Linked DNA regions of Homo sapiens: all the other regions are linked to region 1. Evidence: chromatin contacts called from ENCODE Hi-C or POLR2A ChIA-PET data. All regions are on one chromosome and are shown on one strand. Each heading gives the region's core, a stretch centred on a gene start or an enhancer-like site at or near the end of the contact. The rest is flanking DNA. Distances are from core to core; before and after follow the strand shown.

Evidence for each region. Hi-C counts contacts between places; a loop is a spot of excess contacts on that map. ChIA-PET counts read pairs that join two places held with the same protein, here RNA polymerase II (POLR2A). Pooled maps may share reads with other maps.
Region 2: a map of Right ventricle myocardium inferior shows a loop between it and region 1 (6-fold over the local background). The contact joins two enhancer-like sites. A Hi-C loop is called at or near these places in 71 of 168 maps with a recorded cell type or tissue (A673, CD14-positive monocyte, CD4-positive, alpha-beta T cell and 42 more), 17 of 37 single-sample maps with no recorded cell type and 44 of 50 pooled maps. POLR2A ChIA-PET finds 5 or more read pairs at or near these places in 1 of 52 experiments (A673).
Region 3: a map of MCF 10A shows a loop between it and region 1 (5-fold over the local background). The contact joins two enhancer-like sites. A Hi-C loop is called at or near these places in 15 of 168 maps with a recorded cell type or tissue (CD14-positive monocyte, HCT116, MCF 10A and 9 more) and 4 of 50 pooled maps. POLR2A ChIA-PET finds 5 or more read pairs at or near these places in 1 of 52 experiments (T-cell).
Region 4: a map of right cardiac atrium shows a loop between it and region 1 (2.3-fold over the local background). The contact joins two enhancer-like sites. A Hi-C loop is called at or near these places in 2 of 168 maps with a recorded cell type or tissue (aorta and right cardiac atrium), 1 of 37 single-sample maps with no recorded cell type and 6 of 50 pooled maps. POLR2A ChIA-PET finds 5 or more read pairs at or near these places in 1 of 52 experiments (T-cell).

Annotation. Positions count from the first base shown.
Region 1 is chr10:113,383,689-113,386,774 of GRCh38, reverse strand. No RefSeq gene overlaps it. Among named protein-coding and RNA genes, the nearest start is that of HABP2, 170 kb to the left of the region's middle. RefSeq lists a silencer at 1,356-1,465. Within about 2 kb of position 1,519, at least 8 of the 41 ENCODE cell types and tissues checked have a DNase peak (open chromatin) inside an H3K27ac peak, as active enhancers do; they include uterus, where a contact is called at or near this core.
Region 2 is chr10:113,131,454-113,134,539 of GRCh38, reverse strand. The region is part of intron 5 of TCF7L2 (transcription factor 7 like 2); the gene reads right to left. Among named protein-coding and RNA genes, the nearest start is that of SNORA87, 88 kb to the right of the region's middle. Within about 2 kb of position 1,609, at least 2 of the 41 ENCODE cell types and tissues checked have a DNase peak (open chromatin) inside an H3K27ac peak, as active enhancers do; they include uterus, where a contact is called at or near this core.
Region 3 is chr10:113,149,325-113,152,410 of GRCh38, reverse strand. TCF7L2 (transcription factor 7 like 2) reads right to left here. Exons shown (of 15, transcript NM_001367943.1): 9 at 1,288-1,413; 10 at 527-686; 11 at 1-78. Among named protein-coding and RNA genes, the nearest start is that of SNORA87, 110 kb to the right of the region's middle. Within about 2 kb of position 1,250, at least 3 of the 41 ENCODE cell types and tissues checked have a DNase peak (open chromatin) inside an H3K27ac peak, as active enhancers do.
Region 4 is chr10:113,175,870-113,178,955 of GRCh38, reverse strand. No RefSeq gene overlaps it. Among named protein-coding and RNA genes, the nearest start is that of SNORA87, 130 kb to the right of the region's middle. RefSeq lists a silencer at 2,813-2,981. Within about 2 kb of position 1,460, at least 6 of the 41 ENCODE cell types and tissues checked have a DNase peak (open chromatin) inside an H3K27ac peak, as active enhancers do.

The DNA of each region.
Region 1 (3,086 bases), core at 270-2,769:
GAGAAGAAACAGAGCTCACCAAGGAAAATTGAGGGAACTCAGCCTGCTGGAGAAAGGTCCAAGGAGAGATCAAAGAAGCAGGAAGGGCCAGATCACCTGATGCTTTGCAGAATGTGGGATTTTAAACTTTACCCTAAGAACAGTTCGAAGCCACTGAGATAGGTATCCCTGAGGACTCCATTTGTTCTCCACTGTTTTTGTTCACTTCCACTCTGACACACAAGCTCCTAGCTCCATGCCTGGCAATTAACAAGAGCCTAAAAATAATCAGCTGGATGGCTGAACCCAGTCACCCCAGGGAGGGAGAACCTGCAAGCAAAGACCATGACCGCACATCCGACATCTCACCTCTCTCCCTCCTTTTGTCTCCCCTGATCCAGGCCTGCAAGCTGAGAAGTGTACAATCCTCACAACAAGGAGTGATTGGCAATCAGGTGCAGAACTAAGCTATTTCTTTCACCACCACAGTCCTTCCAAAATGTTCCCAACTGGCATCAGATATTCTCATCCTGACCAGTGAGACAACCCAATGAAAACTGGTGACTCAGAAAGGGTAAGCATTTGTCAAAGGCTGTACAGCAAATCCCCGGGTGCTTGGCGAGTCATGTCTTGGCCAGTTGTCAAGGGCAGTGTCCCCTATGTCATTCCTCAAATACATATTTCTAGGCTTAATTATATGAATTTACATTTCTTTGGCTCAAAAAAAGTAGGTATAGGGGCATTTTCAATGCTGCACACAACTGAAAGTAGATTGAAACCATCCCGACCTCAAACAGAATGTCAAAGCAGTTGGGTTTCTGAGCAGCAACAGAATACTTTTTATAGAATGGGAAGTCAATTGAGAAATCATAAAAAATTAGAGTTGGGAAGGACCTCTGCGCTCACGAGGGTCAGGTCCCAGGGGCTGCTGTAGAATTGTTCCCTGTGGTGAAGGGTCTAATGTTTTGTCCACTCAAGTTTTAAATATCTCAACCAATAGCTCACCCCTGGGGACACCTCTCCACAGGGCAATAGATCTTGCTGTCAGGGCTTTTTTCCTGCTATTCAATCTCACTTTTCCTTTCCTCCACTTCATCCCATTTGTCTTTGGCAGTAATTTAGACAAGAGTGTGCTGACGTTTGAAAACGAAAAGCCCTGTCTTTGCCTTCAACCTCGTTTTTCCAGACCCTTCTACCTACGGAAACTTCAAGATCTGGCAGGGAGAGAGGGAGGGAATGAGGAAGAGAGGCAAACAAACAGACTGGCGTGGGTTCTGGAAGAAGCTATCAAAGGGCCAGCCCCCAAGGCCTTGAACCCACAGGTGTACAGGAAGAGAGGGCACTGCTGCTCCGGAATGTGCAGATTATAGAGGACCTGACTCTCAAAGGCAGAAAGTCACCGAGTTTTCTAGGCAGTCCAGAGCTCAGCCACCTCTTGCTATGACACATTAGACAGAAGGTGGCAGCATAGCACCAGGCTCTGTGTGCTCAGTGGCCCTGTCCATCGCAGCACACCCCAACTGTTCGGCTTCCAAACTCCACGAGCAACAAAACCCAACCGGCTGGAACGCCGGGCTTAGGCCAAGAGTGAGCTGCAAATCAAGGCCCTGGCCAGTTTTTTAAGTCAAATCCCAAACAGTTAGGATTGTGTGAGCACAGTCCATTTTCTCCCCAAGAACATCTTGCAGCCAGAATGGAATCCAAAAAAATAACTGCAGTCCTGAACAGCGGTGTTTGTCCAAGCTGATCTAAACACATAAACTTACCGTCTCGTCTGGTGTTTTGTGCACAAATTTTTGTGTTTAAAGACATCTGGGGTTAATGCTTTTTTTTTTTCTTTATTCTTTCTAGCCCTTGGCTATTTATTTCTGAATTTGTCTCTGGTTTTCCTGTTTCCCTTTGCTTATTTTTTACTTATTTGGTAGTGTTTGCATGTGGTTCTTCTGAAAGCAAGGATCCACAGGCTACGCATTTCTCACTTGGAGCTGAAGTCCTGCTGGGGAACCAATTATATGTCCTACCCACCAGGGAGAGTGTGATATTTTTTATTACTTTCTAATTTCAGGTCTTGAAATGGCTTCAGTGATCAGAACATTCTTCTGCTTAAGAACCTAAAGGGGCCAGTGAAAGGATGCTTTTGATTTGTATTTCATTTAGAATGGTCCATACTCAACCAAGTGTACTCCAAGGATTTCCATGGGGCCTCAGAGGCTTGAAGTGGGGAAAAGCAAGACAAAGACAACAACAAAACTTTCTCGCTGCTTGCCTTATCATACTGGGAAAATGCCGGCTACTTGGGGAAAGTCTTTCTTTGAGAAGTTGGTGAACTGAGAAAAAAATGGATAGAATTAGAACAAAACAATTTCACTGGATTCTAAGTCTATTTAAACTACAGTAGTAAATCAAAACCATACCTCTTTCTCATTACTCATGGCCCGATAGTAGAGCCTCCTAAATGCTTATTAAAGCAAAAGCAAGAAGTGTTTCATTTCTAAATACATTCACAGGAATCCCCAACAAGGTGGTTGCTTCTTTCTAACTGTTGTTTGTTTTATGCTTGTTTCTCTTCTTGAAAGAGTTATCATGAAACGGAAAGGCTTAAAAGGGGGGTGGGGGTGGGGGTGAGGGTCCAAATAGGCTCTAATGAGGAAGAAGGAAATAAAAGTCAAATTCTCCCCGAATGTCTGAATTTCTATTTATTTATCTTTGCAATAAGAGAGGATGCCTGACAATCCGGAACTGCTCTTGGATAAAACGAATCATACCAAACAGCTAACAACCCTGCAGAATAGCTCAAAGCCCAAATTATGAGCTATTTCAAATCCTTTCCACTTGCCATGGGGGTCTTGACTGAGTTTTTTCTTTTTTTTTTTTTTTTTTTTCTTTTTTTCCTGGCTCACATGCTTAGCCAGGAGGTGATTCTGAATGTTTATCTGAAGTATCTCCCTGATATTCTGGGGGGACTTTTCTCTCAAGCAAAAGCTCTGCTGAAAAGAGGAGCTTGTTTTAATTCTCATTAAGTTATACCCAGTATTGTGAACCTTTTACTAGTGAACAGTTAATTTTAGTGAGACGGACTACAAGAAACTGCCATATATAACCACGCT
Region 2 (3,086 bases), core at 360-2,859, 250 kb after region 1:
CTCAACTAGTCCTGTTTTTCCAGCCTGTGAGGGTGGTGAACAGTCAGTTAAGGTAACCCCCCTGTCCCCAACAGCCTATGACCCCAGCAGTTAGCAACTATTTCTGCTGGTGGGATGGCCACAGGAGACACAGCCAGTGCAACCTAGGCCTAGGCCTGCATGGACAGTCCCATCCCAACCCAGCAGGCCAACACTTGCTTTTGCATCCTGCAAACCTCTTATATATACACAGAATAAAAACAGCAGTCATGACTTCCTCCCGTGGCCCCAAATGGGTGGGCTTCCTCAGAGCATTTTACCCTGGCCCGTGCCCCTCTCCCCTCGCAGCTAGCCAGGACCCATGCATCACCGTGGCCGGGGTCTTCCTTAGTTGAATGTTGCTCCTTTCTGTCTAAGGCCTTGCTCCCAGCTAATGGTGGATTGTTTCCCTGGACAAGACTTCTATCGATAGCTACAGCACTGCCTGTTGGAAATAATAAATAAAAGACAGAAGGTTTCACAGGGTTCGAGTTTTACTTGGAGAAACAAGGTGGTAAGAGAAAAGAGATCTGCCTGTGAGATGCAGAAAAGCAAAGCCCACCCTGCCAGCCGCAGTACACAGCCTGCATCCTCTGGCCGGGCTGCTGCAGAACCTACCCCCGCAGGCTGCAGAGTTAGAGCGTCTCCAATCCCTGAGAGCCTCCTAGGAAGGGTGCTGCTTATTTGTATTGTAAATTATCAATAGCTGGCTTTTATTTCTCTCCCTCTCCCTCTCTGGAATCAAATCCATTTAGACAGCAAGAAGAGGAAGAGAGATGATTCTCCCTGCCGTCTGTGAAATTTTGCCGACTCATAGTTTCTCATGGATTCACACAGGCATTAAAATTCTTCTTGCTGGGAAATGACTGAACAGAGCAAGCAGGGAGAGGAGAAACGTGCAGTCAGTTTTCATCCAAATTCTCTCACACACATGCAAATACCTAGAACTAACTCGATCACTTCAAGTCCTTGGCCTTTCTTGGGGTGGCCCTTTCTATACTATAACCACCCAGCTGGTAACACACCAAACAGACTGCCAAACATGAAGGGTCTAGAGGACCAAGCTCAGCTCTTCTTAAAGACCTTTTCTCTATCCTCAAAAGGAGGATGGAAGGGCTGGGGGGTGAGAGGTGGTGGGTGGGCTGGAGGTGTTGGGATGGAGGAATAGAGGAACATTCGAACCTGGAAAATAAAGAAGGTGTTAAGATGGAGGAATAGAGGAACATTCGTACCTGGAAAATAAAGAAGGTGTTGAGATGGAGGAATAAAGGAACATTCGAACCTGGAAAATAAAGATGTGCACCAGCTGCTTGGCTTTGTGAAAACCGCAGCCAAGGGCCGACCCAGTAAAGCTGTGCATTCACAGGCTCTTGAACAATTACTTCCAGTTAAGTTCATTAAACATAATTTATTTCCCCTCATTCTCATTTATTTTGCAATTAAAAAGAAAACATCCCATTGTGCCTCCCCCAGCCAACCTTTAAAACACTTGCAAGCTTACATCTTAGCCCACCCGGTCCAGGCTCGCCCCTGATCAGCGAGTTTCCAGGGTTTTCTTCCTGCCTGCCTCTGCCTCCCTCCGGCAGCGTCACAAAATTCTCAACCTGGAGGTCAGTGAGGGAGTGCGACAGGCACAACGGGGCCCTCTGTCCTAATCCTCTGCCAGGTCTCAGGGATGAAGAACCAGCCACTTCACCCCTAAGTAATTTCCCAGGAATTTGCAACCTCCACCCTCCTGCCAAATATTTCTCTACTACTTGGGTATTAAATGATTAGCGTTAACATAATCAATCTTGTTAAGTGCCCGAGTTCACAGAGAATGTTTGGGAATTGGGTAAGAGAGTACAGCTGTTTCTAGGAGAGCAGATCTTCAAAATCGAGCCAGAAATAAATCGAACCTATCCCAAATGAAGAAATCCAAAAGCTCAAATTCAAAACAACTTTTAACAAATAATAATGATTTCCAGACCACCCCCTCGCCACCAAATACAACAACCCCAAATCTAGGGATTCCTAAATATAATGGAAAGGAAATCACCAATTTTGATTTAGAGTAAATTTTAAGAGCATAATGGTTATTACATCCTGGGGAATTAAAGAAAGAAGTAGTGAACAAAATCTGACACCAACTTTCTAATTTATTTACAAGGAACAGCTGCATAAAAAGGTCTTTTGTTTTTCTTGTATACCCTGTGCCTAACTTTCGAATCTCAGCCTGCATTTGAAAATCATGCCTACTCCATGGAGTCTGAGAAAAGCTCAAGAAACAGCTGTTTCCTTCACTGATCAGGTAAATCTTCTCCCTAGAAAAAGAGGAGGTAAGCCAAGAGGAAGAATAAATGTTTCCACTCATGTGGCTCAACAAACACAAATGCTCAAACCCTGTGATTCAGCAAAGACCGACAGAAAGGAAGACGAACACAAAGGCAGAACTGCATTGTTCCGTTCTATCCTGCCTTGTTAGTATCCCAAACATGGGCATCCTTTAATGGGCATCTACAGCCAGAATAAATAACACGCGTGAAAATGACACAGAGTCACCATGGGACAAGGAGGGCAAACACAATTGCTGCTCCCTCTGATCTCCAGCTGATGTGTTGCAAGTTTAAGGTAACGAGGGAGTGACCCAGGCAAAGTTGAATTTTTTCAAAAATCCTCAAATGTGTGCAGAACTACGTAATCTGGAGGGCATGTCAGGATTTCATCACATTCCAAAATATTGCAGAAGGAAAGAATTCTATTACACAGCTCAGCCAGGTCCCCAACAACCCCAAACCACAAAGGGGAGGTTTCCCTAAGAATACAAGGTTTCAGGCTCTGCTGCTTCCAGAAAATGCCGATGCAGCAGCCTGTTGTGACAATACAGAGATCATAATACCTGTATCACTGGAGTCGGGAATTTACGTTTTCAAAGGAACTCCCTTCTCCTAAGACATCAAGAATAGTGGTTTACTCTCATCAAAGCCAACAGGACCACTATTAAGTAACGCAGGTAATTTGAGTAAACTAGGGTCTAGAACCTCAACATGGGAGACTGTACTGGGTGTGATATTTGCAGTAACACAACA
Region 3 (3,086 bases), core at 1-2,500, 230 kb after region 1:
CAGTTGCATATGAAGCTGTCGCTCCTTCCGGGCCAGCTCGTAGTATTTCGCTTGCTCTTCTCTGGACAGTGCATGCCACTGGAGGGGACGTGGGGTACAGATGAGAAAGACATGAACAAAGAGAAAAGCATGAAAGAACATCACACATTACGCCAAGGTCAGGGGATAAATAATGCTGCCTTTTTGGGTGAGTCCGTCCAGAAATGGTATAATCTGTACATACTGACCGTCGGCTGGGTCCTGGCACTAACAGGAATGTTTAGACAAAACTTGATTTGTTATCTATGTCATTCTGTCATTTGCTCACTCGCTCGGGTAGGGGAAGAGCATGGCTGTGGCTGTTCTGAACGCTGAGTGCAGAATAACTAGTCCTGACTCAGTGAAGGCCATTCAAGGATTCAGAATGTGGCTGAAGGGCAAGAATTCTCCAAAGAAATGGGGACAGAGACATTCTGCCACCTGACCTGCTGCACTCTGGTCCCTCACCACCCGCCCCCCGCTTCTCCCTGAGAAGGGCGTCACCTACCCTCCGCCCAAGGATCTGGTTGATGGCCGCGCTTTCTTTCAACGTGCACTCAGCTACGACCTTTGCTCTCATTTCCTTCATATACAACATGAATGCATTAAGAGGTTTCTTTATGTGGGGCTTCTTCTTTTCTTCTTCCTTTTTGGAGTCCTGATGCTTTCTGGAGATAGACAAAACAGACGCAACCCAATAAACAAGGTCGTGGTCCAACTTCCTCCATGGCAGGGAACGTATCTCCTTGTCTCATAACCCCCAAGCCTAGCAGTTTTGGATTAAAAAGCATGCTTTTAGTTCTTCTGCACCCCGGAAAATGGAACAAAAATAGCTTGGGGAGGGGTTGGGGGAAGAGAGGGATTTTGCAATCACTTCCTCAAGTTTCACAAATATACAATTTTCCCAAGCCAGAGGGGAAAGCACATGGTTGCTGTCTTCACCTCGGCAGGGTTTTCTCCTGCTTGCAGAACAAAGCTCTAAATGTTCAATGATGCGGTTAGGGGGCAGGGAAGTGGTTGCAAATCCCAGTGTATCCAAGTACACACACAAAAAACAGTTCTGTTCTAACCCACGGTGGTACAGTGAGATTCTGCCACTGTGCACTCTCTCTCTCTTTGTAAGGGAGTGAAGAGCCCACACAGGCTGGGTATTGGCTGCAGTCAAACCAAACGAGGCCAACCTTAGGCAGAAAGCCACCACCCAGCAGCTGCAACAGGCTTGCAGAACACTGCGGCTACGAAGAAGGTGAGAAAAACAGCAACACTTACGAACTATGGAGTGAGCCGACATCACTCTGGGACGATTCCTGTTTGACTGTTGGTGTGACTATGGCCGGATGCGGAATGCCCGTCGTGTGTAGCGTATGATGTGGTGGGACCATATGGGGAGGGAACCTAGAAGACAGAAAGCTGTGTAAATCGTCAGAATCAAAATGAATGAATGAGGAGGGATGTGTACACACAATTAAAAAGAAAAAAAAAAACAGCACGTAACACTCACATGAAAGCAACCCAAGGCATATGAAACCTGTCAGCATTAATTAGCGATAAATTAAACATAATGATTCTCATAATGTCATTAAAGCCAATTCATTATTGCTACTGACATAAGACATTATGATTTTTAACATCTTTAGCAAAAGACAAATTCAACTGACGTACTTGGGCGGAAAAGTGGGCTTGGACTACCTGCCAGAAATCGCACGTCCACTTGTTTTTTGAGGCATTATTAGTGGCATCTAAGAAGACAATTTCCTAAGTCCTAATCAGCTCTAAAATGAAAGGTGAAATCTTTTGTTGTATATTGACAGCTAAATAAAATATTAACGTGGTTGAAATATACATACATTTTTGACAATGCTGTGCAAGCCTCATTAGGCCTCATCCTGTTGATGAAGTGCAATACAATTTTTATTTTTCTTTTGTGCTGTGTCCCATCATTTGACAGGAATGGGAGAGAGTGAGGCAGGAAGACAGGGAAAATTCAAATAGTTCCTATTTGGTTCATATCATAAGTCATGGACATTTTAAATAAGTTTCTATCCCTTTATGGAAAGATGCAAAAAAAAAAAGGAAAGGAAAGGTGCACACACACACAATAAACCTTTGATTCTGATTTGTATGCCCTTTCTCCTCTAAAATTTAGGATTCCTATATCACTTTTACTTCATATGTTGTCTAGGCATCATTAAGAAGTCTTCTAAATGATTATCAAAATTATAAATGAAAGATACAGTTTGTGTTTTCTCCTCTCATGCTGCTCATTTTTTGGACAGTTCTCTAAGGCACATTTTAGGACCTGAATTGGCATTTCCCAACCAAGTACATTAGCCAGGACAGAAAGAGCTAATCTCAACCTACTCTTGGCCCATCTGCAGACTGACAACTGGATCAAACACCTTTCTCATTTTCAATTTTGCGTGGTGTCACCATGATTTGTACTGGGTTGGAAGACTCACCCCTCTTCAAGCAACATATCCTACTATAGAAAAAATAGTGAGGGACAGAAAGGGCAGAATCCCAAAAGTAAACAATATGGCAGCCTCCTGCTCCAACCTGGCAAGGTGATTCAAGTGAGCAGATGGGAAGCTGTTCAGATGAAGATCATGGCAACTGTTGCTTTCTTAATAAGTCCAAACCAAAGCAGTCCAATGTACCATCCAAGGAATAACAATCTGCTCTTTACAAAGCCAATTCTGGTGGGAACTAGAGGGCCTAATGAGGATCGATCACGACAATTCTTCCAAAATGATTCTGTATGTATTTACAAAGTTTTTTCCAGAAGCGGGCTAGAGATAGTTTCCATTCAGCCAAAATAAGGTAACAAACATTAATTTGAAAAATAATAAAATGATTAAAGTACTAACTGAATCTACACAGATCAACAGAGGAAGGAAAGTTAATGCTGATTCTTGAAGAAGGCCCAAGCCACAGTAGACATTTCACTCAAAAATCCCACGCTGACGTGGCCTTTCCTGCCACTGCCTTTACAAATTTAAGCCAGTAGTGAAGACTGCATGACATGATTTTAAAAATAACAACAATACAAGTCCTTCGAATGTATCAAA
Region 4 (3,086 bases), core at 211-2,710, 210 kb after region 1:
CCTTTTGTGTGATCCTTATTGTCTGTCCGTAAGCCCCACTACTGGAATGTTCTCTTTAGGCCAGCAAGGATCTTATCCTCGTTGTAAAGGCACCCTGTGGGGCACAAAGCAGGGACATATGAATATTCAGTAACAATAATTATCATGGGTTTCATACTAAATGAATGCAGTCAGATGAACTAAGTTTTTGTTCACCAGAAAGTCGCAAATTTCTGGAGGCTTCTTTCCCTTAGAAAGACCTCTCTATCAGGTGTGTGAAAGAGTGGAGCATTCTGAGGGTGGGGGGTCGGGGGGGAAACAACTTGCTTTAATGACATTGATTCATTTGCCCTGCATGGCTAGTGCAGTAATTCTTACCCTGGAGCTCATGAAATGACGGAAAACATATGCGGCATGCTGTTTGTGTCCAAGAATCTACATTTTCTTTGGGGTGACAGTCATGAGCACTTACCAGAATCTCAGTGGGGTTCACGATGGAAACAAGATGCTCGGGTGCTCCAGGTGAAATGAAAACTCCCAAGTGTGGAGACCATGCCCCCACGCCTGCCCCATCTCCCTCCTTCTCTCCCTCTTTCTCACAAATTCATCTGAAGCTCCGGACTTCATGGGGAATTTGAGGCTGGGCAGTGACGGGGAATCTCCATGAAATGGAACACAAGCCAGAGCTGAGACAGGCGCCGTCAGTCCTCAGCATCTGCTCCTGGAAGAAGAAGCTGTGAAATTAAAACCTGGGACTGGGCACACAGGAAGATAGCTGCAGAGAGATACAGTGAGAGAAAGCCCCTCTGCCCCTCAGCCATCTACCTGGTGCAAAGGTGGAGGGAGGCAGGCACCATCCAGGAGAGGCGAGCAGGGCCTCAAAGGTAGCACCTGAGGCTGCGGGACCCACAGGCCCCTGCTGATTCTCCAGGTGCGTGTGCACTTGAGCGAAAGAGCGAGCAGAGAAAAGCTAGTTATCTACGGCGAGCATACCTAACCTATCCACTCTTAAAACAGGGTGTCTGACAGCGAAGGGCCCAGGAAACCAGCTCCTATTCGCTGAACACTGTGGCCCTTAAAGAATAAAAACAAGAAGGGAGAGGCCGGGGACAGGCTAATTACACCTACCAAGCGACAAATCACTTGGAAAACATAAATACGTTTTCAAGGACACTCCTCCACTAACGATGCTAAAGTGTTTTTCTTTCAAATCCCAGCAAGAAAATCCAAGGGATGAAACAAACTTCGCTTATTTTAGTTTCTACTCAATTACCTGTTAATGGAAAAAATCTGGCACCAGCCATAATGAGGCAGGCATGAGCTCACTGGCGTGGGGGTCGGCCCTGTCAGGGAAGGCTGCAACAAGCGCGGCCTTTATCTGCCTCTCTATAACCCTTTCAAACTCGCTGTCAGGGAGCCCACATTGAGCAGGCTGGAGAGGAGGAACCTGGGACCCACTCCAGGCCTCCGAGGCCCCTTGGGAAAAGGAAAATTGTTGTTGGCAAGTCTGTCTGGCTCCAGAAATTGATCCAGTGCCCCCCACTTGTCCGAGCAGCAGCAGACAGGGCTAAGAATTTTGTTATAATTAAATAACAGAGTGCTGATTGGTTGCTGGAGGTGGTCTTGAAACTGGTGTTTAAAAGCAGAGGAGAACAACGGTTACTATTCATAGGAAAAGCCTAGAGTCTTAAAAATCCATCTGTTTCATTCCCAAATTTAGGCCAAAAAAAATGCTCACTTGCTGTCTTTAAAAATACCACCTGCTTTGCGATGTTGTATAATGTGCCATTATATAAGGTGGAGGGGGCGGAGGGGAGGGCCGGGTGGGAGGATGCCGTGTGGTGGGCAGAGCCCCTTCCTGAGGAAAACAGAGACAGCCTTGCAGAGGGCCAGGCTGTCCACTCCAAAGGCCGAGCCTCCACCTCCAATGCCCTACACTGGCCTTGAGGCACCAAGAGAGTCTTCTAAGCATTACCTCAGGGGGCTGCCAACAGGAACCCCCAAATATGGGGCCCTGGTAATTATGGACGTCCATCCTGCACCCACCTGGCCTTAGGGGTCAGCCATCGCAGTTTGCACCAATGCTGGCCTGGGTGGTGATCTTGCCCCATTGCCCACTACAGCTGGGCTGCTGGGTGAGGCCACAGTTCCTGGGACCAGGGGAAGGAGAAGCAGCCAGGCCCCCTTAGCCTGGTGGCTGGCCACTTGCATCTTCCTCCACACAGCCCCGGAACCCAGGATGTGGAAGCCACAGGACATTAGGTTCCCAGTGGGACAGCTCTGTTTCTACCAAGCAGACAAATGTCCCTGTCTAGCCTAACCCTTATGGAGTTTCCCAAGATTCCGAGAAATGTTGGGGACTCAGTTTCTTCTTAAGATTCTTATTCATAGGGTAAGTGGGGAAAAAAAACAACTCTGTAGTCACACGCCTAATTTTAATCCCAGATCTGCCACTTTTTGGCTGACCCATCCTGAACACGTCACTTCACTGCTTCCCCTGACAACGGGAGTAGGAAGACTTACATCACAGTATTTGGGTGAAGAACAAATAAAATAATGCATGCTGCCGCAGATGCCTGGGAGCCACGTATGGTGCCTGGCACATCGGAGGCACCGCTAGCAGGTGGTGGCTGGATTTCCAGGAGCTTCACACTCAAGCCCTTCATTTTGCATTGGCATCTCCAAACCTGAAAATCACCCAGGATCGGGAACAAGTCTTACAGCTGGCAGCAGGGTTAGCATTCCCCACATCAAAGCGAGCCAGTAGAGAATTTGAAGCAACAGGTAGTTATGAGAAAGATCCCTGATCTAGATTACAAGGAATCATGGCATCTAGCCGAGATCCAGCCAGCACCCAGCTGTGTGGCTTCAGGCAAGACACTCCCGGGACCCCCTCTCTGGGCTTCAGTTTCCTCTGGTCCTTCTTTCCAGCTCTTAAGGACTAGGCGGTCAGATTCTATTGAGAGCACATGCTTTTTTCTACAAAGGCCTCCTGGAATTTCTACTCAGCAAGATAAGACTTAGATGTATCCGCACCTCCTCCTTGGGCATTCTGAGGCCCCGGGGGAGGGGGACTAAACAAGGAGCCCCAGAACCTGTGTGAGTTC